Regions from separate parts of the Homo sapiens genome. Here region 2 is linked to region 1. The links are chromatin contacts, found by Hi-C or POLR2A ChIA-PET in ENCODE. All regions are on one chromosome and are shown on one strand. Each heading gives the region's core, a stretch centred on a gene start or an enhancer-like site at or near the end of the contact. The rest is flanking DNA. Distances are from core to core; before and after follow the strand shown. Region 1 has its middle 19 kb from the start of GNA12. Region 2 overlaps SDK1 (sidekick cell adhesion molecule 1).

Region 1 (2,765 bases), core at 102-2,601:
CTGGACCCCATCCCACTCTGGGCAAAGGCAAGACCACCACTGAGCTCAGGGTGCACCTGAGACTTGGCCGCAGCAAGGAGATGTAGATACAAGGATCACGTCAGAAGACGTTTCATTCATTCATTCACGTTCCCAAGCATTTAGTGAGCGCATACCAGGTATCAGGAAGAGATGAACAAAATGGTTTTATGAAGTTTGCATCCTAATGAGGAAAGCAGATAACAAGCATGTAAATATCAGATAATTCCTTACTGTTAAGTGCTGTGAGAATTCACAAGGTTCAGAAATTGAGTCAAAAATCTTTCTCAGTACCCTCAATAAGCTTCATCTCAGGCCGGGCGCAGTGGCTCACGCCTGTAATCCCAACACTTCAGGAGGCCGAGGCGGGGTGATAACTTGAGGTCAGGAGTTTGAGACCAGCCTGGCCGACAGTGAAACCCCGTCTCTACCAAAAAATAGAAAAATTAGCCAAGCGTGGTGGCACATGCCTGTAGTCACAACTACTCGGGAGGCTGAGGTGGGAGAATCATTTGAACCTAGGAGGCAGAGGTTGTAGTGAGCTGAGATCTTGCCACTGCACTCCAGCCTGGGCAACAGAGAGAGACTCTATCAAAAAAAAAAAAAGTGTAAGCCTCATCTTAGCTGAATCCCTGGACACTTACCTTGCCACAGGTCCCAGGCCCCAACCTCAGGAACTTTATATGGACTCTTGCGAAAGTGAGGCAGTGGAGTGACTGGGCAACGGATGTGGAATCAGGAAGACCTTGGGTTCCAATCCTGACTCTGCCACCTCCTAATTTTGTGGCCTTGGGCACATTACCTACCTTGTCTCAGCCTGTTTCCTCAACAGAGAAAAATGGGAATTACAACAGGACCTTATTACAGGACCTACCTCCTAGTTACAAAACTTAATGCCATAACTTACGGTCAGAAAAGTGCTTGGAGCATCTCCAGACCCAGAGAACCACTTGCAGTAAATATTAGCTGCTATTGTTATTGATATTACTATTGTGCCGACACTCCAGACCTTCTCCTCCTCCTCCTCTTCCTCCTCTTCCCCTCCCAACCCCAGAAGCCAGGAGAAAGAGGAAGGACCGCAGCCAGTCCCCCCGACCTCTCCCCTCCTTCTCCAGGGCTCTCCGGCCAAGGCTAAGCCAGCCCTTCAGTGGGGGACAAGATGAGTGCGAAATTGCATGTGAGATGGCAGTTTCAGACTCAACCAGACTGGCCTTTCTATTGCCCAGAATTACCCAAGCTGAGGCTAAGGGACAGGAAGCAGAGATTGGAAAGGGCAGGGCTGACGGGAGTGAGTCACTGGTGGGGAGAAAATGAACCACTTCCTGTGTGTTCCCACAGAGGTCAGGGCCCTCAGCAAACAGCGACAGGCTACAGGCTCGTTCTCCGGGCCTGGAGGAGGCTCGGTGCCCAGCGTCTCCGGAGGACTGGCTCTTCCCTCCGCCTGGGGAGTTTGCGGGCCCCAGACACAATCCCCAGGGAGGGGCTCGGCTCTGGACAGCCTTGGCCTCTTTCCCCAGATTTCCCCAGCACTCACACTCTCGGGAGGCTCAGGGTCTGTACTGAGAAGGGCCCTTGCTCGGCGTGGTGCTCTGCTGTGGCTGTTTTGAAATTCGTAATACTTTTTGGACAAGAGGCCCCACATTTTCATTTTGCACAAATTGTGCAGCCGGTCCTGAATCATTGCTGGCTTTCCAAGGTCACAGCCAGCAAATGGAACTAACTCCAGGGCTCCTGGTCATCTGTGCCCCCACAGATACCTTCTGGGGGTCTCTGAGGTCAGGCGCCCTCACCCTCCTCCTTCCCTGGAACACGGGCGACCACTGCCCACTTTGCCGCTGCGGCACCCTGAGCGCCGTGGCCCGTGCAGACCACCAGAGGAAGGATCCCGGGAGCCAGGACAGGGCAAGGAGGTTACTTGTTGGGGCAGAAACATGGCTACTGGTCCCCTAGGGCAGAGAAGACTGCAGGAAGTGGGGAAACCTGCCAGACAGCCACCCTGGGAGAGGAGGAAGACCTGTCATCCAGTAGCAAAAAATGCAAGTTCCGTGGTGGTCTAGCGGTTACAGGGAGGGAAAAAAATGCAAACACTTAGCGAGCACTGCCAAGGCGACCGGCATGTTCTGAGTTCATTCTCTGCATTTACCCCTTTATCTCCACCGGGTCACTTCCGTTTTACAGAATAGAAAACCAAGGGCCGGGTGCGGTGGCGCACACTTATAATCCCAGCACTTTGGGAGGCCGAGGAGGGCGCATTGTGAGGTAAGGAGTTCGAGACCAGCCTGGCCAACATAGTGAAACCCCGTCTCTACTAAAAATACAAAAATTAGCCAGGCGTGATGGCACACAACTGTAATCCCAGCTACTCAGGAGGCTGAGGCAGGGGAATTGCTCAAACCCGGGAGGTGGAGGTTGTGGTGAGCCAAGATCCTGCCACTGCACTCCAGCCTGGGCAACAGAGAGAGACTCCGTCTCGGGAAAAAAAAAAAAAGAAAACAAGGCACAGGGAGGTAAGGAAGTTGTTCAAGAGCCTACAGAGCTAGTGCCTGGCAGAGCTGGGGTCTACGCCAGGATGCACTTTGCACCCTGCCTGTTCTCCATACGTTAACTCGAATCTGTCCAATAACCGTACAGCACTTATTAGTACTGACCGATCATCTGTGATGTCTTAAGGGTAATGGGTAGAATTGTACTTCCTGGGACCTTAGCTGGGAGAGGCATAACTAGTACTGTATTAGTTGGGGGTTCTC
Region 2 (2,724 bases), core at 132-2,631, 570 kb before region 1:
TAACTATGATACATAAAATAAAATGAACAAAAAGACCATGCAATGCAGAACATTAAAAGCACTCTGGGGCAAAGGCAGGATGCAGGGGGCTAGGTCAAGAGATCTGGGGTGCGGGTTAGCTGTAAATAACTTAATTATTCCAAGTCCATTTCTTCATCTATAAAATGCAGAATAATTCCACTTGCCCCAACAATGTCTCAGGTCTTAGAGGATTAAATGAGAGAGTGTAAAAGAAACTGCCAAGGCTCATACACAAACGTAGGGGGAGTATTCTCATTACCACTGCGTTCTCTCTTTCAGAGATGTCAACTACGTAATCCCTTCACTTGGTTTCAGTACTACAAAAGATGGAACTTCTATTCAGCCAAAGCTTCCACTAAGGTATCTGAATAATTTTTTGGTATCCTTAATCATATCTAATTTTTTTAGTATTATTAATTTTTTGGCAGAGACAGGATCCGACTCTGTCACCCAGGCTGGAGTGCAGTGGCACGATCACAGCTCACTGAAACCTGAAACTCCTAGCCCTGCCCCCTGAAATAGGTGGGACTACAGGCGCGCACCATCACATCCAGCTAACTTTATTTTTTGTAGAGAAGGGGTCTTGCTGTTGCCCAGGCTGATCTCAAACTCCTGACCTCAAGCAATCTTCCCACCTCAGCTTCCCAAAGCTCTGAGATTACAAGTGTGAGCCACTGCACCCAGCCGATCACACGTAATTTTGACTGCTGGCACATGAAATAGAGGATTACTGGTTTGTAAATTTTCACATCTTTTTTTAAAGTTTGCTCTCTACACACTGCAAAACATTAGTGACATTATGCTAAAACATTCTTTATAGAAACTCGCATTTTGTCCTTACAAATGATTACACTGATTTTTTAATTCCACCCCAAGGCCCACCCCTCAAATCTGGGAAATAACAATGTTATAAGACTTTTTAAGAGAAAAAAAAACTTTTATTACTTACCACTCAGGTTTTCAGACATATTTTTTGCATTGGAATATCTCCTTTCACCCCTGAAGGGTACTGAACAATAAAGGTGAAGGACTACAGTAAAATGTCCCGTATTGATTTTTAAAGGATGTATTAATCGTCTTTTAGTGTCATGAGATCATGTGGAAAGAAAAGCAATGTGAAATCAGACCAGGCTCTCCTGGACTGATAGAGGAGCAGCCGCTGCCCCTTACATATATAACCCAGGAAATTTTTTTTATTGTGACTAATCCGTTAGACATTCTATGTTCTACATTTTTTGCTCAATAAAATAAATAAATAATGAGGTAAAGATACACTTTCATTACAGAACATTCTATTGTCTATGTAGGTTCTTGGGGAGGGTAGACGAGTTTTTAAAAGGCAGTTTAACATTCTTCTGGCTCTTATTCACAACTCTAGACTACAGATTTCAGGGAAAGGGGAAGACAGTGAGGACAAAGAATCTGTTCTAATTTAAACATTCTTCACGATTTAGTGGCAATTACTTCTTTTAAGGTTCAGTCACCTTCAAAATATTACACGATAAAAATAAGAGAAAAATATTACATGGTTCATAGCCAAGAACATTAATAAGAGTACTTTCTAAAGTATAATCATTATTTTCATTTTCTATTTAAAATTTTTCATTTTTTATCACCTCAGTTGCCAAATTTCAATCTTCATTGATTAAAAACACAGCAAAACTCCTTGCATACAGATTTATTCAGGTTTGCAAACATTAAATCATCATTAGATTAGAATGACAAGCATGACAAAATTAATACAGCAGAAGAGGTTCAGGGAAATATAAAATCTAAAATGTATTGAATTAGGTTTTAAATTGAACCCATACAAGCTTAAGTTCAATGAAAACCAATATTGCACACTTTTTAATCAATTATTTCGTAATCATCCCTCTAAATCCTTTAATTTACCGAGAAATCCTATCTAAAAAGTTTTCTAAAGTCAGCCATAAAATACCACTGAAATGCAAATTGGGTCTAAACTTCCACTAAGTCCATCAAATGTCAGCTTACTTCATCAAATCACTTTACATAAATGAATCTTAAAAATGTCTTCAGTGTTCATTAATGTTACAATTAAGAACCATATTATATTGAAAATAAAACAACCTATTTTGAACAATCATGGATTTAAACTCTTTAAAATAACTTATCATGCAAATCACATGATATTAAGCTCATTTATAACTTCTAAACAGAATTTAAACCTCTCCAAAGTTAATGTTTAGGCCAGAGCAACAGTTCTGCTTTTTCAACTACATCCAATAGAAGAACCTTTGTTGCTTCCTTTAACACAATCTTGTTAACAAATGATCACTGGAGAGGTTAGGGCTGGAAATATAAGTTTGAGAGTAAGTAATCATTGTAAATCCATGAGAAAGCATGAGGGACGTAGAGACTGAATACGAGCAGAGCAGAGAACAAGCCACAAGATGTCCCTTAGAAGACAGGCAGTGGGAGTTGGACTTAGGTGGGGCATGTAAAGTAGGATAGAGATGAGTTACCCTTCACTTCCTCTTTAAAAGCCCCCACAGAGTGCAGTGGCTCACTCCTGTAATCCCAGCACTTTGGGAGGCCGAAGCGGGCGGATTGCCTGAGCTCAGGAGTTCGAAACCAGCCTGGACAACACGGTGAAACCCCGTCTCTACTAAAATACAAAATAATAATAATAATAATCATAATCATAATCATAATAATTAGCTGGGCGTGACTGTCTGTGCC

Evidence for each region. A loop is a pair of places that touch in the nucleus more often than their neighbours do. ChIA-PET counts read pairs that join two places held with the same protein, here RNA polymerase II (POLR2A). Pooled maps may share reads with other maps.
Region 2: a loop to region 1 is called in a map of IMR-90, with 4 times the contacts of the local background. The contact joins two enhancer-like sites. A Hi-C loop is called at or near these places in 1 of 168 maps with a recorded cell type or tissue (IMR-90) and 2 of 50 pooled maps. POLR2A ChIA-PET finds 5 or more read pairs at or near these places in 1 of 52 experiments (H1).

What each region holds. Positions count from the first base shown.
Region 1 is chr7:2,862,382-2,865,146 of GRCh38, reverse strand. No RefSeq gene overlaps it. Among named protein-coding and RNA genes, the nearest start is that of GNA12, 19 kb to the right of the region's middle. RefSeq lists a silencer at 452-531 and enhancers at 1,309-1,438, 2,087-2,733. Within about 2 kb of position 1,351, at least 39 of the 41 ENCODE cell types and tissues checked have a DNase peak (open chromatin) inside an H3K27ac peak, as active enhancers do.
Region 2 is chr7:3,435,473-3,438,196 of GRCh38, reverse strand. All of the region lies in intron 1 of SDK1 (sidekick cell adhesion molecule 1), which reads right to left. The region is part of intron 1 of LOC124901577 (a long non-coding RNA gene); the gene reads right to left. Among named protein-coding and RNA genes, the nearest start is that of SDK1-AS1, 85 kb to the right of the region's middle. Within about 2 kb of position 1,381, at least 4 of the 41 ENCODE cell types and tissues checked have a DNase peak (open chromatin) inside an H3K27ac peak, as active enhancers do.